Linked DNA regions of Homo sapiens: region 1 is linked to region 2. The links are chromatin loops, found by intact Hi-C in ENCODE. Cell type or tissue: gastrocnemius medialis. All regions are shown on one strand. Each heading gives the region's core, and the rest is flanking DNA. Links, peaks and the distances in the headings are about the cores only.

Region 1 (9,593 bases), core at 1,075-9,074, 120 kb after region 2:
ACTGCACTCCAGCCTGAGAGGCAAGCAAGACTCTGTCTCAAAAGACAGACCAAAAAAAAAAAAAATAGGTTCTATATATAATGGTGACGATTTTTCTTATTCTTTATAGAGTCATGAGGATTATATGAAGGTAAAGTGCTTAGCCTAATGCCTAGTAGATAGTAAGCACTCATTAAATATTTGCTAATTTTTATTATATTTGTTGTTATTCATTATTCTGTTCCTTTCTTTGATCAGGATTCTAGCAGCTATCCAGTATCTAAGTAGAGTTGACAACTCTTTGCCTAAGTTAATAAATATTATTGAAACAACCAACTATCATTTAAGCCATTAAGCTAAAAAACTAATGCATGCTACAGTAGTCTCTTAAAACAATTATGTGGAATGTAGGAAAAGAAGCTTTTACAGAGTATCATCAAATAGTTTCTCCCCTGTTGATGCAGGAATGCAGTAGTCATGTCACTGCCTGAAAATACTGGGATCTTTGTAAAAACAGGCCCCATTTCCAGATTTGTCTATTTAAGTTATCCAAACAATTCTAATGTTCAGCCTGATTTGGGGTTCACTTTTACTTAGAAATTCAAATGTTCCCTTCAGACACAATGTGTTAAATGAATATACAGTGACAAGTGTGGAATAGCAAAAGTGGTTTGAGATTGTGACTCCTTAATTGGGTGGCTGGGTACCACACACATCAGCCTCATAATACATGCAACTTAGACTTGTTTCTCGGCAGAACTGCATACCAATTGTAGAACTTCTGCATAGCTTACAAATAATCAAAATCCCAAGACTGCTGTGTGTTGATTTGCTCATTATTGCTGGGTGTTAAGTTATATCAGATTATGTAAACTTACCTATAGGGTGAATCTGTGTTTTCTTTTGAGAGGGTGTCACTTTTTTGCCCAGGCTGGAGTGCAGTGGTGTGATTATGGCTCACTGCAACCACAAGCGATCCTCCCACCTCAGCCCCACAAGTAGCTGGGACTACAGGAGCCCACTACCATGCCCAGCTAATTTTTGTATTTTTTTTGTAGAGATGGGGTCTCACGAGGCTAGTCTCGAATTTCTTTTTTTTTTTTTTTTGAGAGAGAGTCTCGCTCTGTCACCCAGGTTGGAGTGCAGTGGTGCAGTCTCAGCTCACTGTAAGCTCTGCCTCCTGGGTTCACGCCATTCTCCTGCCTCAGCCTCCCGAGTAGCCGGGACTACAGGTGCCTGCCACCAACACCCAGCTAATTTTTGTATTTTTAGTAGAGACGGGGTTTCACCATGTTAGCCAGGATGGTCTCGATCTCCTGACCTCTTGATCTGCCCACCTCGGCCTCCCAAAGTGCTAGGATTACAGGCATGAGCCACCGCGCCCAGCCTCGAATTTCTGGGTTCAGGCAATCTACCCACCTTAGCCACCCAAAGTGCTGAGGTTATAGGCACGAGCCACCATATCCAGCTAGGGTGAATCTTTATATGCCTTATGAAACTGTCAGACTTTCTCATATTAAGCTATGTTTTCATTTTTTATATGTTATTTTATGCTTTAATTTTCCATTTGAATAGAATATTATTAGGATAATAACATATATTAGTCATTAAGGTTGATCATTTTATTTTATTTTATTCAGACAACAGAAATTCCCAGCTAACATATTTATTGCTTTAAGCTAAAGCATCTATCTACGTCTAGTCTCTTTAATATGTTTACATTTAGGTGCCTATGGTTCATGCTTGAAGTTTTAATGACAAAGAATGAAAACAATAGCCATGCCTTTATGAAGAAGATGGCAGAGAACATCAAGTTAACCAGAGATGCCCAGTCTCCAGATGAATCCAAGACAAATGAAGTAAGATGAGTGTTAGGCCAGTGGGTGTTAAGATGTAATAGAAAAATATATTGTCCCACTTGGTTTTTTTTTTTTTTTTTTGGCCATACGTAGTAATTTAAATTTTAGAATGTTTACAAAAGTAAATGTGTAGTCAGTTTTTATTGCACTTCATTACAAGTGAATTTTATTTCAGGAATCTTTAGTACTCTGAAAAGACATTATAACCTTAGAGCAAGAGGATAAGAATAAAATGTACAACTATGGTATATTACGAACTTACAGTAAGAGTTACAGACAAATGCTTATTCTTTTTGTGTGCTTTCTTTGGGTTGGTTCATTTGTTTGTTATTTTCCATGCATATTGGCATCCATGTTAAATTCATATAGAGGGATTTTTATTTATCAGAAGGCTGCATAAACAGTGCTGAACAGAAATATGGAATGTTCAAGGAATAAATAACAACCACAGTATCCTTCTTTTAACTCTAAATTATACATTTAGTGGAATTGGTAATTATGATTATTTTGCAATACTAAAAGTTATATATGATTCGTTTTCCTCCCTAGAAACTGTATACAGTATGTGATGTGGCTCTCTGTGTTATAAATAGTAAAAGTGCTTTGTGCAATGCAGATTCACCAAAGGACCCAGTCCTCCCAATGAAATTTTTTACACAACCTGAAAAGGTAATTTTCTTCCTCTCATTTTTCCTACCACACTAAACTGATTTCAATGTCAATTACCATCAACCATTGTGGCAAATATTGAATTGTCTTGACCACAGAGTAAAGAAAAAATCTGGGTTTATCAAAGAGTGGGAAATTGTCTTACACAGCCCTGAACATTATTCTGACTTGAACAGAAGACTACACATACTGTTGATCTTATGTTTATTCTAGGAATTTCTAGTATTAAAGTTTTCAGATTTTTAAAATTATTTTAATCTCATTTTATTGAAACATGGGTAGTATTTTTGCAGATAAGAAAAATTTTAAATCTTTGGCACAGTGTAAGGAGGGACAGGTTCTCTCCTCTAAGCCTCCATTTCTTCATCTTTATAATGCAGATGTTAATAATACATATGGACAATTGCTAATATCTAGGTTTATATGAAGAGTTTATCACATAAAACCATTCAATAAATGGTGTTATTAATTAATATACAGTGCATCTATTCTGCTTTCAGCAAACTGTTTCCCATGTAAGTAAATTTTTCAGGTAACGCAGGCTCTGTAAGTTTTTCCAGCTAATTTGGATTTTTAAAAGCTTTTGTTTATTTCCTGCTGTTAGGTGGTATTTTAAACTTGTTTCACTTTCTCCTATAAATGTATATATATGCCTCAGTAATGATCCCCTTAGAGCAGTGGTTCCCAACCTTTTTGACACCTGGGACCAGTTTCGTGGAAGACAATTTTTCCACAGAGAAATTGAGGTGGAGAGATGGTTTCAGGATGAAACTATTTCACCTCAGGTCATCAGGCATTAGTTAGATTCTCATAAGGAGCACACAGCCTAGATCCCTCGCAGGCATAGTTCGCCATAGGGTTTGTGCTTCTGTGAGAATCTCATGCTGCCGCTGATCCGACAGGAGGCAGAGCTCAGGTGGTAATGCTTGCTCGCCAGCCACTCACTGCCTGCTGTGTATCCCAGTTCCTAACAGGCCGCAGACCCATGACCCATAACCCATACCAGTCTGCAGTTCGTGGGTTGGAGACCCCTAGCTTAGAGAATTCTCCAAATGCACATTCCAAGAAATAAATGGAGCTTCCTACTTTGAATGCCGTACTTTACTAAAAGTTTGCTAAAATGTAATCTGATTTTTATTACTGATTTAGTATTGAACACATAACTGTGCCTTGCTTTTGATAGAAATAATGAGAATTTGCAAAAGTATGCTCTCTAATTGAATCCACTGATCTGTATAAAAAAAATTTTTTTTTTTTGAGTCTCCGTCACCCACGCTGGAGTGCAGTGGCTTGATCTTGGCTCACTGCAGCCTCCAACTCCCTGGCTCAATCAGTTCTCCTACCTCAGCCTCTCAAGTAGCTGTGACTACAGGCATGTGTCACCATGCCTGGCTAATTTTTTAACTTTTTTGTAGACAGGTGGTTTCATCATGTTGGCCAGGCCTCAAACTCCTGGGCTCAAGTGATCAACCCACCTCCAGCATCCCAAAGTGCTGGGATTGCATGAGCCACCATGCCCAGCCTATAAGATATTCTTAAGTGAGCTGTTGAATTAAAATTAATCCTGTTGCTGACCCAGGACCATCATGAATAGAATAGTACCAAATAGAATCTATGTAACAGTGGTGATACCATCATCAAGAATTAAATTCCTACTTGTCACTACACCTTATCTGGACTCATAGATAACAATTTTTTTTTTCTTTTGTTACCTTCAGTGTTACAGAGTTTTAGTCTTCTTAATAATAACAACTTAGGTTTTTCTGTTTTCAGTATGCAACGTTCCTTATTTATGTAACATGTTGCTTTTAATGTGTTATAAATTCATAAACCCTAGAACACTAGGTTTGTGAAGTTAGTCAACCTAGTGAAGCTATACTATATCTTTATGAATGAAGTGAATGAACTTTGGTACACAGGTTTCTTAATGTTTATTTTAGCTGCATAGAAGACTTTGTGCAAAAGAAATGATACAGCTTTGCCTAGCACACATGACAAAACTGTGATTTCCTCACAGGCACACTTTGTTCTTTCCTACTTCTGTGAAGGTAAATTTAATACAATAAAAAATATTTTTTAATAGGATTATTTAAAACTTAATTATATTTCCTGAGTTTAGTAGCTAGTTTTGCTTCACTGACACAACATTGTGGTTTGTTTGCCATTTTCAGATATTAAGCAGGAAAAGGCATCAAGAGATCAAGTTTGAACTCCTAATTTTTATATAGATATAACTCTCAAAGTGCTATCATTTTCCACATTTGGTTTAAATCGTGTATTGTTAATATCACAGCTGTCAAAGAACATAATTCACTTAATTGTATTTTGACAGTTGGTCTACTTATGTTTTTTGAGATGGAGTTTCACTCTTGTCACCCAGGCTGGAGTGCAATGGCACGATCTCGGCTTACCGCAGCCTCTGCCTCCCGAGTTCAAGCGATTCTCCTGCCATAACCTCCTGAGTAGCTGGCATTACAGGCGCATGCCACCCGGCCTAGCTAATTTTGTATTTTTGTAGAGACAGGGTTTCACCATGTTGGCCAGGCGGGTTCGAACTTCTGACCTCAGGTGATCCACCCACTTTGGCCTCCCAAAGTGCTGGGATGAGGCTCACAGGCATGAGTCACCACACCCGGCCCGAATTTATGATGTGGTGGAATTCAGTGAATAAATTTAATGAATAAACTGCATTGAACCGTATGAAAACATGTGTGTGCTTTATTTATGGTGTGATTTAGGAAATTTATCTTTGACATTTGCCTAAGTCTGCGTGCCATCAGTTTAATTTAAAGCTAGACTTATGGTATGGCTTTGATTGTTTTGATTGTTTGATAAATTGGTATATGTGTTAGCACAAGTGTATTTATTATTGCAAGGCACAATACCTAAAAAGCCTTATTGAGATAATTAAAATACTCATGTTCCTTTGATTGGTGTTTCTTTTTTCTTTTTCTTTTTTTTTTTTAATAGGACTTCTGTAACGATAAGAGTTATATTTCAGAAGAGACAAGAGTACTTCTGTTAACAGGAAAGGTATTATTTACTTAATAATTTTGAGATCTTTGTTTCATGTGTATCTTGCTTCTGCTATTCCTAGAAATACCTTTAAATGACCACTAGATTGTATAGTTCCTGATTCTTAGGGATCACATTATGGATTTAAAGCATCTAAAGCAGCCATGCTTTTAGAATTTTTCTGCCAGCAACCACTCCTCTGAAATGCCACTGTGTGTTCTCATCAGTAATGTTAAGCACAGTTTATTTACAATTCACAAAGAAGACTTTCCTGGGAAATGGTATAACCAACTTAGGTATATAAGATAAAAGAAATAATTTTATACTACTAATGAATTAGACAATTCATGTTCTATGTAAGTAATATGGTGACACCTAAAACAGCAAAAGGAAATTTAGTTTTTTGTAAATAGTTCCTAAACTATTACTATATATATATCCAATAGTTTATTTATAGGAGCATTTATTATGTATGTATTTTGCTATATTTTAGGGGAACTTTGTATTTTGATTGAATAATAAAGGATACATTAATATTACCTAGTTATTATTAAGTAGAGATATGCTTATGACTTTTGATTGTATTAAGGCAACCAAACACAATTTTACAGAATGATCTTTTTTTTTCTTGAGACAGTCTCATTTTGTCACCCAGGCTGGAGTACAATGTTGCGATCTCAGCTCACTGCAACCTTCACCTCCTGGGTTCAGGCAATTCTCATGCCTCAGTCTATCGAGTAGATGGGACTACCGGCTTATACCACCACACCTGGCTAATTTTTGTATTTTTGGTAGAGGTTGGGTTTCACTCTTTTGGCCAGAGTGGTCTTGAACTCATGGCCTCAAGTGATCCACCTCCCAAAGTGCTGGGATTTGCAGTCAGGAGCCAGTATGCCTGGCCCAGAATGAACATTTCTGGTAAATTTAACTAATTAGCACTTAACAATATCTCTTACTTGTGTCTAAATTTACATGTATACATGGTAAGGTATAAACGTGTGTGTTTTTGGGGGGTTTTTTGTTTTTGTTTTTAGCCAAAGCCTGCTGGAGTACTAGGTGCAGTAAATAAGCCTTTATCAGCAACGGGAAGGAAACCCTATGTTAGAAGCACTGGCACTGAGACTGGAAGCAATATTAATGTAAATTCAGAGCTGAACCCTTCAACCGGAAATCGATCAAGGCAACTTTTCTCTCCAATTATTTTGTTACTAGCACTCACTACTTGGTTTATCTTTTATTCCTAAAGTGCTGTCTCATAAAATGGTCTTCTGTCATTAGCGGTGTTCTGGTACAAAATAATATTGATGAATTTTAGTATTTTCTTTTCTGGGTTTTTTTTTGTTTTTTTTTTTTTTTTGAGACAAAGTCTCGCTCTTGTCCCCGCCCAGGCTAGAGTGCAATGGCGCAATCTTGGTTCACTGCAACCTCTGCCTCCCGGGTTCAAGCAATTCTCCTGCCTCAGCCTCCCGAGTAGCTGGAATTACAGGCGCCTGCCACCACGCCCCGCTAATTTTTGTATTTTTAGTAGAGACGGTGTTTCACCATGTTGGCCAGGCTGGTCTCGAACTCCTGACCTGAGGTGATCCGCCTGCCTCAGCCTCCCAAAGTGTTGGGATTACAGGCGTAAGCCACCGCACCCAGCCAGTATTTTCTTTTTTTTCTTAATTTTATGTAATTTTTTTTTAAGAGACAGGGTCTCACTTTGTTGCTTAGGCTGGAGGGCAGTGGCAGGATCATAGCTCACCGCAGCCTCAGACTCCTGGGCTCTAGGGATCTTCTCGCTTCAGCATCCCAAGTAGCTGGGACTACAGGCATGCACCACCAACCCCCAGCCAATTTTCTTTTGTACTTTTCATAAAGATGGAGTTTCGTCATCTTCCCCAGGTCGGGCTCGATCTCCTGGGCTCAAGTGATCCACCCCCTTCAGCCTCCCAAAGTGCTGGGATTACAGGCGCAAACCACTGCACCTGGGCACATTTTAGTATTTTCAATGAGGAAATCAAGAATGTACTGCACACTTTGAAACTATTAATATATAGCATTCTAAGTGTATAGAAAAATTAACAGAAAATAATATAAGAGTTAATAATACAACCAATTTATATCAAAATACTTATTTTTAATATTTTTGAGACAGAGTGTCTCTGTCCGTCACTCAGGCTGGAGTGCAGTGATGGGATGTCAGCTCACGGCAACCTCCACCTCCTGGTTTCAAGTGATTCTCACACCTCAGCTTCCTGAGCTTACAGGCACACGCCACCACTCCCAGCTAATTTCTGTATTTTTAGTAGAGACAGGGTGTCACCATGATTGCCAGGCTAGTCTCTGCCCACCTTGGACTCCCAAAGTGCTGGGATTACAGTCATGAACCATCACGCCTGGCCCAAAATGTTTATTTTTTATACGTAAGAAAATTCAACCCTTAGGAAAACTATGAAAACATTAACTTTTAAATAAATTGAAATGCTTTTTAATTTTTAACTCAAATTAGTATAGGAGGGCTGGGTGTAGTGCCTTATGGCTGTGATCCCAGCGCTTTAGTAGGCCAAGGCAGGATTATCACTTGAGCCCAGAAGTTCAAGTCTAAAGTGAGCTATGATGTCTCTGCTACACTCCAGCCTGGGTGACAAAGCAAGACCCTGTCTCTTAATAAAAAGAAAAGGCCATGTGTGATGGCTCACACCTGTAATCCCAGCACTTTGGGAGGCCGAGGAAGGATAATCACTGGAGCCCAGGAGTTCGAAACCAATCTGGGCATCATGGGGGCATACACTTGTAGTCCCAGCTACTTGGGAGCTCAGGAGGCGGAGGCAGGAAGATCACTTGAGCCCAGGAGTTCTAGGCTATATCAGCTATGATTACATATTTCATTTCAGCCTAAGACCCTGTCTCTTAAAATATATATATATATATATATATATATATAAAAATAGGATAAGTTTACATTGTTCTAACATTTTCTAATTATAAAAATATTCCATGTTTATTTTAACATGTTAAGTATTCAGTATATTAGCTACTGCATAAGAATTTCTACCTGCAATTTTTTTCATAAACATACTTATTTTGATATATAATAATTGTACATATTTATGGGGTGTTTGTGATATTTTGGTATATGCATAGCATGTATAGTGATCAAATCAGGGTAATTAGGATATCCGTCACATCAAACCTTTATCATTTCTGACCCTACTCTTAGGAACACTTAATATTGTGGTTTTTATAGATATTATTCTTACACATGAAATCTTAAGAATAAACTCAACCAATGATGTTTTAAACCACTTTTAGCAAAAATGAAGCCCAAGATATGAAATCAGTTAACATGGTTTAAAGAATAGTGGGGCCTCAAATACCTACCAAATAGCCTCTTCTGACAGCCCCCTTTTTAGTAGAACACTATGGAAATGACAACTATACTATGGTCTGTAGTTTTATTTTTGTTTTAGGATTTTCTATTCCCAAAAGATAAAGCTTACAGTGGTTGTGTTATTTTGTCTCTTGACAATTAACCCTTTTGTCAAGTAGTCTTAGGCAGTCATTTCTGTCTTAATGTTATTAAGGCAAAATGGAAATTGATACCACTTTATCAAAGCTAAATGGAAAATGATATTTTTAAAGCAATAGTCTATAACTACAGAGTATCCGAATCTTGCTATTGTTGCTTCAATTGTCAAGGTTTCGAAACCAGCCTAAGCCTTTCTTTATTGGTACGGTGAGAGAGTGAACTTTCTCTTCATGGAAATATGAAGTCTTGGTTTATTTGTTTTAAACAGGGAACAGAGTTCAGAGGCAGCAGAAACTGGAGTTAGTGAAAATGAAGAGAACCCTGTGAGGATTATTTCAGTCACACCTGTAAAGAATATTGACCCAGTAAAGAATAAGGTAAATTTTAAAATTTAACAAGTGGATTTTTTCCATGGAGATTATTACAGTTTTTCCGTAGGGATAAGAAATCTACAGCCAACACTTCAATGCACATGCTACATTTTAAACTTGTGTGTATTACCACACACCTTCTCCCCGCTTCCCGCACCCCGGCTATACTTCCCAAAAATGATTCTGCTT
Region 2 (9,593 bases), core at 790-8,789:
CAAACATAATATTAGTCCTAGATTACTTATTGATTTAAAAACAAACAACAAAAAAAACCCCACAAAAAATAATAAAATATAAAGACAAATTAATGTTTTATAGATCCTGGGAAAAATAATTTTCAGCAAAGTACAAAAATTTAAAGCATTCCTTGTAATCTTTACTGTGGAATAGCTCAAAATATCAGTTCTGTTTTAAGTAACAGAATTGATAACTGAGCAAGGAAGCGTAATTTGGATTATAAAATTCTTTTTTTAATAAAAAATTCCTTAAACAGTGAAAAAAAAAAAAAGGAAAGTTGTGGTTGGGTACAGGGGCTCATGCCTGTAATCCCAGCATTTTGAGGGCTGAGGCAGGAGGATCATTTGAGCCCAGGAGGTTCAGACCTGGGCAACATAGACCCTGTCTCAATTTTATTTTTATTTTTTATTTATTTATTTATTTTTTGAGACGGAGTCTCGCCCTGTCGCCCAGGCTGGAATGCAGTGGTGCAATCTTGGCTCACTGCAAACTCCGCCTCCCGGGTTCAAGCGATTCTCCTGCCCCAGCCTCCCAAGTAGCTGGGATTAGAGGTGCGTGCCACTATGCCCAGCTAATTTTTGTATTTTTAGTAGAGACGGAGTTTCACTATGTTGGTCAGGCTGGTCTCGAACTCTTGACCTCGTGATCCGCCCACCTCGGCCTCCCAAAGTGCTGGGATTACAGGCGTGAGCCACCGCGCCCAGCCAACCGTGTCTCAATATTATTTTTTTAAGGTGTGTTGGGAAAGTTATGACTACTTATGTACATTTTCTGTTTGAAAATCGATTATCAGAAGTACTGTTAACTATAAATGGACATACAATCCAGTGGAGAATGAGCATCGAGTTTGATTATCCATTTGTTATGAGTTCTTTTGGAAGTTAAAATCGACGTTCATATCAACCAACTTCAATGTCCTACTGCCAAAATGTTTTCTGAAAAATTCTTTTGATTTTGTATTTCTTCTGCCTTCCTTTCTATTTTGACTTTGTACTTAATTAGGGATCCTTCTTTAAAGTATTATGTCTCATTGGAAATGTAGATTTTTAACAATACTTAAGTATTTTTGAAATTTTGTTTTTTTATTAGAATCTTAGTTATTGATAATTTTATAAATTCAGGAGTTTATTATTATTATAACATAGCAACAGTGTTGAAATGCTGTACAAACACAAAGAGAGCTTAAGCCCGGACGCAGGGGCTCATGCTTGTAATCCTAGCCCTTTGGGAGGCCAAGGCAGGTGGATCTCTTGAGCTCAGGAGTTCGAGACCAGCCTGGCCAACATGGTGAAACCCCATCTCTACTAAAAATACAAAAATTAGCCAGGTGTGGTGGCACACCTCTGTAATCTCAGCTACTCCTGTGGCTGAGGCATGAGAATCACTTAAACCCAGGAGGCAGAGGTTGCAGTGAGGCATTATGCCACTGCACTATAGCCTGGGTGACAGCAGAGTGAGACTCTGTCTCATTAAAAAAGACCTTAAAGGCAGGCCCGGTGCGGTGGCTCACGCCTGTAATCTCAGCACTTTGGGAGGCCGAGGCGGGTGGATCATGAGGTCAGGAGATCGAGACCATCCTGGCTAACACAGGTGAAATCCCATCTCTACTAAAAATACAAAAAAATTATCCAGGCGTGGTGGCGGGGCCTGTAGTCCCAGCTACTTGGAAGGCTGAGGCAGAATTGCATGAACCCAGGAGGCGGAGCTTGCAGTAAGCCAAGATCCCACCACTGCACTCCAGCCTGGGTGACAAAGCGCGACTCTGTCTCGAAAACAAACAAACAAAACAAAACAAAAAACATCTTAAAGGCAATTACAAAGGAATTCAGCGGTGTTTGGTCCTGTTCTCGTCAGTTTTCAAGAATGGAACAAGGCTGGGTGTGGTGGCTCATGCCTGTGTAATCCCAGCACTTCAGGAGGTCAAGGTGGGAGGAACACTTGAGCCCAGGAATTTGAGATAGGCCTGGGCAACATGACAAAAACCTATCTCTACAAAAAATGCAAATATGGTCGTAGCTACTCAGGAGGGTGAGGTGGGAGGATCACTCAAGCCCAGGAAGGTCAGGGCTGCAGTGAACCGTGATCCTACCACTGCACTCCAGCCTGGGTGACCGAGTGAGACCTTGTCTTAAAAAAAAAAAAAAAAAAAAAAAAAGGAACAAGCGGTTTTACAGTGGAACCATAATCTTAGAATTAGAAGGATCTTAAAGGAAATTCTGGAACCTCCTCTTACTTCACAGATAATGAAAGTTAGGCCAAAGTATTCAAGTAACCTTTACCAAAATCAGTCACAGGGCAGTTTAGTGGCAGAGGGCAGGGGCAATAACGCCATATTTACTTTGGTTGTTATATAGTTGCTTTCTTCTAAGGAATCTAAACTAAGTAGAACTAAAAAGTTGTAACTTTTATCATGTAGTTGAAGACATTACAGTGAAATGTGAAGAGAATGAGAGTGAGTTTGGTCTTTTGTAGGGAGAAAAAGGACAGCTTTTTTTTTTTTTTTAAGCATTTGAGAGAAACTATTGTGAAGCTTTGAAGCTTCGTTGACAATAATTCTTAGAGTATGTCTTTGAAAGAGCTAAGATATGTTTTCCTATACTAGAGCTTTTCATTCCTGTTTCCAGGGCATTACTTTACCTATTTTTGTTATGTCAGGCCACAGTGGTCTTCGGTTGGTTTCCTGAACATGCCATGTTTATTTCTGTCTAGACAGGTTCCTTACATTAAATAGCCCATGTGTTCATTTGTCATTCATTTGTTACTTCTTAAGGGAAGCCTTTAAGGTTCTACATTACAGGCTGGGCGCGGTGGCTCACGCCTGTAATCCCAGCACTTTGGGAGGCCAAGGTGGGTGGATCACGAGGTCAAGAGTTCGAGACCAGTCTGACCAACATAGTGAAACCCTTTTTCTTGGAGCCGAGATCACATCACTGCATTCCAGCCTGGGCAACAGGGCGAGACTCTGTCTCAAAAAAAAAAAAAAAAGATTCTACATTACATACCCTTCAACTCCTTCATATTACATTTATCCATACATTTATTTGGTTTGTCTCTTTAGCTTCTCTGTAAACCTTATTAATACAGATACCGTGTCTGTTTTTCATTCCTCTCAGTGCCAAGCTTAATGCCTGGCACATAATTGGGTGCTGAACAAATACTTGTTAAGTGAATGAATGAATATTTTGTATTAATACTGAATTAGAGAAATATTTTTATTTTTGAAAGTAAAGGATAATTTGAAAAAATTTCAAATTGCAGCTAAGGACTTTCCTTTTTTTTGAGACCAAGTTTTGCTCTTGTTGCCCAGGCTGGAGTGCAATGGCCTGATCTCGGCTCACTGCAACCTCTGCTTCCTGGGTTCAAGTGATTATCCTGCCTCAGCCTCCTGAATAGCTGGGATTATAGGCATCCACCACCACGCCTGGCTAACTTTGTATTTTTAGTAGACACGGGGTTTTACCATGTTGGTCAGGCTGGTCTCGAACTGGTGACCTCAGGTAATCCACCCACCTCGACCTCCCAAAGTGCTGGGATTAGGGCGTGAGCCACTCTGCCTGGCTAGGACTTTTCAAACTAAGGAGTTTGTGTCTTAGAGATGGTAACATAGGTACAGTACTTAGAATTTTGGAGTCAACAGGTAGTTCAGAGGTTATGTATTTCTGTTCTAATTTTTCAGGTGAAGAAACTGACCATTTGATAGGTTGTGAACAACGCTAGTCACCTAAAGCTGAAAAGTGTCATTAACTTCTGCTACTTAGATAATAGAAGTTACAATTATATATTAATTGACAAATATTAAAACCATACTAAAGTTAGCTATGTGGAAGGATGGCCAATAGTTTAGTATCATTGTTACATTAAGAATCACAAATAGCTGGCACGGTGGCTTACGCCTGTAATCCCAGCACTTTGGGATGCCTAGGCGGGCGGATCACCTGAGGTCAGGAGTTCAAGACCAGCCTGACCAACATGGAGAAACCCCGTTTCTACTAAAAATATAAAATTAGTTGGGTGTGGTGGCACATGCCTGTAATCCCAGCTACTCAGGAGGCTGGGGCAGTAGAATCCCTTGAACCTGGGAGGCAGAGGTTGCAGTGAGCCGAGATCACGCCACTGCACTCCAGCCTGGGGGACAGGGCAAGACTCTGTCACGAGAAAAAAAAAAAGTAAAAGCATACACTGAGCAAGTGATTTTTTAAAAAATTCATATTACAGGCCGGGCACAGTGGCTCATGCATGTAATCCCAGCACTTTGGAAGGCCGAGGTGGGTGAATCACCTGAGGTCGGGAGTTCGAGACCAGCCTGACCAACGTGGAGAAACCCTGTCTCTACTAAAAATATAAAATTAGCCGGGTGTGGTGGCGCATGCCTGTAATCTCAGCTACTCAGGAGGCTGAGGCAGGAGAATCGCTTGAACCCAGGAGGCGGAGGTTGTGGTGAGCCGACATGGTGCCATTGCACTCCAGCCTGGGCAACAACAGTGAAACTCTGTCTCAAAAAAAAAAAAAAAATTAATATTATAATTAAGTAATCTAAGCACCATTGCACTCCAGCCTGGGCAACAAGAGCGAAACTCCATCTCAAAAAAAAAAAAAAAGAATCACAAATAGCCATCCTCCCATATAGTTGTGGGTTCTGAAACTAATACAGGGTTCACATCTAATAAGTGACATTTAAAATACACTTATAGGTCTGGTGTCCTCTGGCTTATGCCTGTATTTCCAGCACTTTGGGAGGCTGAAACGGGCAGATCACTTGAGCTCAGGAGTTTGAGACCAGCTTGGGCAATATGGCAAAACCTCATTTACAATAAAAATTAAAAAAATAAAATACACTTATAAATAGCTGTGCAAATTCCATAAAGGGCTTAATGGAATTAAGTTAGTTATGTAGTATATCCTATATCATGGATTACTACAGAGCTATTTACTATACACATACTTTGTTTCTTTCTTTCTTGCTACTTTGGAGGTAAGAGGGCCTTGATAATTATTGGTGTTTTTTTTGTTTGTTTGTTTGTTTGTTTTTAAGATGGAGTCTCTCGGTCTGTTGCCAGGTTGGAGTGCAGTGGCGCAATCTCAGCTCAGCCTCCTGAGTAGCTGGGACTACAGGCTTCTGCCACCACACCCAGCTAATTTTTGTATTTTTAGTTAGAGACGGGGTTTCACCATGTTGGCCAGGCTGGTCTCGAACTCCTGACCTCATAATCTGCCTGCCTTGGCCTCCCACAGTTCTGGGATTACAGGAGAGAGCCACTGTGCCTGGCCTTTTTATTTTTATTTTATTTATTTATTTTTTGAGATGGAGTCTTGCTCTGTCGCCCAGGCTGGAGTGCAGTGGCGCGATCTTGGCTCACTGCAACTTCCGCCTCCTGAGTTCAAGCAATTCGCCTGCCTCAGCCTCCTGAGTAGCTGGGGTCACAGGCGTGCACCACCAGGCTTGGCTAATATTTTGTATTTTTAATAGAGACGGGGTTTCACCATGTTGGTCAGGCTTGTCTCGAACCCCTGACCTCGTGATCCACCCACCTCGGCTTCCGAAAGTGTTGGGATTACAGGCATAAGCCACCACGCCAGGCATTTCTTGATTTTTAAACGGAGGGATGGATAGAGTGAAATTTGTTTCTTTTCTTTTCTTTTTGAGATGGAATCTCACTCTGTTGCCCAGGCTAGAGTACAGTGGCAAGCTCTTGGCTCACTGCAACCTCTGTCTCCCAGGTTCAAGCAATTCTCCTGCTTCAGCCTCCTGAGTAGTTGGGATTACAGGTGCGTGCCACCACACCTAGCTAACTTTTTATATTTTGGTGGAAATGGAGTTTCATCTTGTTGGCCAGGCTGGTCTCGAGCTCCTGACCTCAAGTGATCCACCCACCTCGGCCTCCCAAAGCGCTGGGATTACAGGCGTGAGCCACCACACCCAGCCTGAAATTTTTTTTTTCTTTATTTTTTGAAAGGGAATTTCACTCTTGTTTCCCAGGCTGGAGTGCAGTGGCAAAATCTCAGCTCACTGCAACCTCCACCTCCCAGGTTCAAGCAATTCTGCCTCAGCCTCCCGAGTAACTGGGATTACAGGCACCCACCACTACACCCGGCTAATTTTTTGCATTTTTAGTAGAGACGGGGTTTCACCATGTTGGCCAGACTGGTCTTGAACCCCTGACCTCAAGTGATCCACCCAGCTTGGCCTCCCAAAGGACTGAGATTACAGGCATGAGCCACCATGCCCGGCCTGAAATTTGTTTCTTATATTCCTCTCTTAACTATCTGATCTCAGAGAGCAGTGCTCCAGACATTAATACAGCTACCCTGGTCTGCTATATTATTCTGTCACAGAAACAAATAAAAATACCTACTGTTTTGTTGCTAAGAATTCGAAAAATTAAGTAGGGTTTTGTGAAAGTATCCTCGTTTTTTCCCACCAGGTGTATTTTCCTTATATTTTCTCTAATCTTTCTTCCTGTATCAACCATTCTCATCTGGCCTATTTGATGGTTTAGTGGGAATTAGGATATGGTGGAATTGATATTAACGTAGGGCCATCCCCCTTTCCTCACAAACCTTGTTAGAGGTGATGAACAGATTAAGGGCAGGACGGCCATAATTCTTTCCCTTTGCTTTCCTCCAGGAGGACCCCTGAAGTACTGGTTTGGTTGTAATTATTTTTACTTCCATGAATGATTTTTATTTATCCCTCATTGCTACACAGTGTGATAATTTTGCATGTAATTAAGTATATAATTTTAACTCTGAGTTCTGTTCATATGTTTTAATATTTGTATTGCAGAAGATTCTGCTCAGAACATTAAAAATTAAATGGGGAGGCAAGATTTCTTAAAATCATGTCCTAAAATAATAGCCAGTGTACATTTGTGAAGGGAGGCTTAGTGCAGTATAGTTCTTATTTCAGACTTCTGTTTGTGTAGAACTGTTCTGGTTATCTGTTGCTGTGTAACAAACTTTTTAAAAGGTATTTTAAAATTTTCATTATGGTAAAATATACATAACATAAAATTTATCACTTTAATCATTTTTAAGTGTACAGTTCTTTGGCATTAGGTACATTCACATTGTTGTGAAACCATCACCACCATTCATCTCCAGAATTTTTCATCTTCCCCAACTGGAACTCTACCCATTAAACTCTTAACTCCTCATTTTTCCCTTCCCCAGCTCCTGGCAACAACCATTCTGCTTTTTGTCTAGATGACTTTGACTTACTCTCCACTTGATCTTAGCCAAAAGGCTCAGAAGCGATTACCTTACTCTCAAATAATTGAAATCATACAATATTTGTCATTTTGTGATTGGCTTATTTCACTTAGCATATACCTTTAAGGTTCATCCGTATTATAGCATGTGTTATTACTTCCTTCCCTTTTAAAGCTGAATAATATTCCATTGTATGTATGTACCACATTTTGTTTCTCTGTCAGTGAACACTTGAATTGTTTCCACTTTTTAGCAATTGTGAGCAACTTTTCTTATTGTCTCACAGTTTTGTGGATCGGGAATTCAGGCAGGGTTTAGCTTGCGTCTGCTACACATGGCTACTGGGCTCACTCATTGGTATTCAACTAGTGACTAGATTGGTCTAGATGATCCACAGTGGCTTTACTTAAACGCTTGATACCTTAGTGGGAACAGCTGAAAGGCTGGACCCAGCTGGGTTCTTTTCTGTAAGATGTAGTTTTAGGGTTTTCCACATAGTCTTTCTAGCAGAGTAGTTGGGCTAAGGGTTCCAAGACACCATGGAGGAGGTTGCCAGAAATTGGTCCAGAAATGGCATTATCACCTCTACCTTACTCTATTGGTTAAAAGAAAGTACTGTTGTCATAACCCAGCTCATACTCAAGGGGAGAAAAAAGATGAGCCTTACCTCTCAATAGAAGCAGGAAAGAATTTGTAGCCATGATTAGTCTACCACAGGAGCTCTTGTGACAAGTCAAAGTATGCTAACCATGTGTACTTTTAAATTATTATTTTATTATTATTATTATTATTTTTTGAGACAGAGTCTTTCTGTCACCCAGGCTGGAGTGCAGTGGCACGACCTCGGCTCACTGCAACCTCTGTCCCCCAAGTTCAAGCGATTGTCCTGCCTCAGCCTCCCAAGTAGCTGGGATTACAGGCATGTGCCACCATGCCCACCTAATTTTTATGTGTTTCACCATGTTGGCCAGGCTGGTCTCCCAAAGTGCTGGGATTATAGGTGTGAGCCACCACACCAGGGCATATTTTATTATTATTTTTTGAGATGGAGTCTTGCTCTATAGCCCAGGCTGGAGTGCACTGGCACAATCTCGGCTCACTGCACCTTCTGGGTTCAAGTGATCCTCTTGTCTTGGCCTTTGGAGTAGATGGGACTACAGGCGCAAAACCCCACCATGTACTTTTTAAATTTGTTGTAGTTTTGGGGGTCGCTCTACGTTGATCAGGCTGGTCTTGAACTTTTGGCCTCAAGCCATCCTCCCACCTCAGCCTCCGAAAGTGATGGGATTATAGGCATAAGCCTCTGAGTCTGGCTTGCATTGCTATTATGATATAATTTCTTCAGGCCCTTTCAGTATATAGGGCTGAGAAATACATCCCCCTTATTTACATAATTTAATCAGCCAGTCAGCCATGAGTTCAGTCTGTTACCTCCATTTGAACCTCTAGCACAGAGTACTTCTAAGCTTCCTCCATTCCATATTTCTGTCTTCTACAGGCAAAACCTGGATTTCCTCTAACATCCATAAGGTTATTTGTACTACCCTACTGTAAACACAGTCTAAATACAGAGCTACTTTACCAGTATCCTTTACAGAATTTCTCTGTGGTTCTTTTTGTCCCATGAAAAGTATATGAAGTACCATGTTTGTTAGTTAGTTAAATTTGAATTCTGTATGTTAATCAATTTTTATAAATAGCTAATTTCAGGCTGAGGCAGGAGAATCACTTGAACTTGGGAGGCAGAGGTTGCAGTGAGTCAAGATTGCTCCACTGCACTCCAGCCTGGTGACAGAGCGAGAGTCGGTCTGGGGGGGAAAAAAAAGCTAATTTCTTTGTGTTCTGTTTATCAATTTATATATCTATTTCTTGACGCTCCCTCTCCCCCACCCCCGCTTTTTGAGACTGAGTCCCACTCTGGTACCTAGGCTGGAGTGCAGTGGTGTGATCACGGCTCACTGCTGCAGCCTGGATCTCCATAGGCTCAGGTGATCCTCCTACCTCAGGCTCCCCAGTAGCTGAGACCACAAGCATGCACCACCATGCTGGGCTAATTTTTATAGTTTTTGAAGAGACAGGGTTTTGCCATGTTTCCCAGTCTGGGCTCAAGCATTCTACCCACCTCAACCTCCCAAAGTGTTGGGATTATAGGCATGAGCCACTGTGCCCAGTCAACCGTTTATTTCCACTGGCAAATGTAATCCTTGCTTTATTATTATTATTATTTTGAGAGTGGCTAGGATTACAGGCCACTGTGTGCAGCTAATTTTTTTTTTTGAGATGGAGTCTGGCTATTTTTGCCCAGGCTGAAGTGCAGTGGTGCAATCTCGGCTTACTGCAACCTCCGCCTTCTAGGTTCAGG

Evidence for each region. Peaks named below come from ENCODE experiments on the same cell type or tissue, not always from the same donor. Only the 100,000 strongest peaks of a DNase experiment are listed, where the experiment ranks them.
Region 1: a loop joins it to region 2, with 3 times the contacts of the local background. A loop is called at or near these places in 6 of 110 quality-filtered maps.

The regions. Positions count from the first base shown.
Region 1 is chr4:39,841,765-39,851,357 of GRCh38, reverse strand. PDS5A (PDS5 cohesin associated factor A) reads left to right here. Exons shown (of 33, transcript NM_001100399.2): 27 at 1,706-1,838; 28 at 2,388-2,507; 29 at 5,478-5,540; 30 at 6,557-6,702; 31 at 9,302-9,410. Among named protein-coding and RNA genes, the nearest start is that of PDS5A, 130 kb to the left of the region's middle. In gastrocnemius medialis, for the core only: no CTCF peak of the experiment used is centred there; a DNase peak (open chromatin) is centred at 4,971.
Region 2 is chr4:39,963,375-39,972,967 of GRCh38, reverse strand. The region is part of intron 2 of PDS5A (PDS5 cohesin associated factor A); the gene reads left to right. Among named protein-coding and RNA genes, the nearest start is that of PDS5A, 9.7 kb to the left of the region's middle. RefSeq lists a silencer at 1,885-2,179. In gastrocnemius medialis, for the core only: no CTCF peak of the experiment used is centred there; no DNase peak of the experiment used is centred there.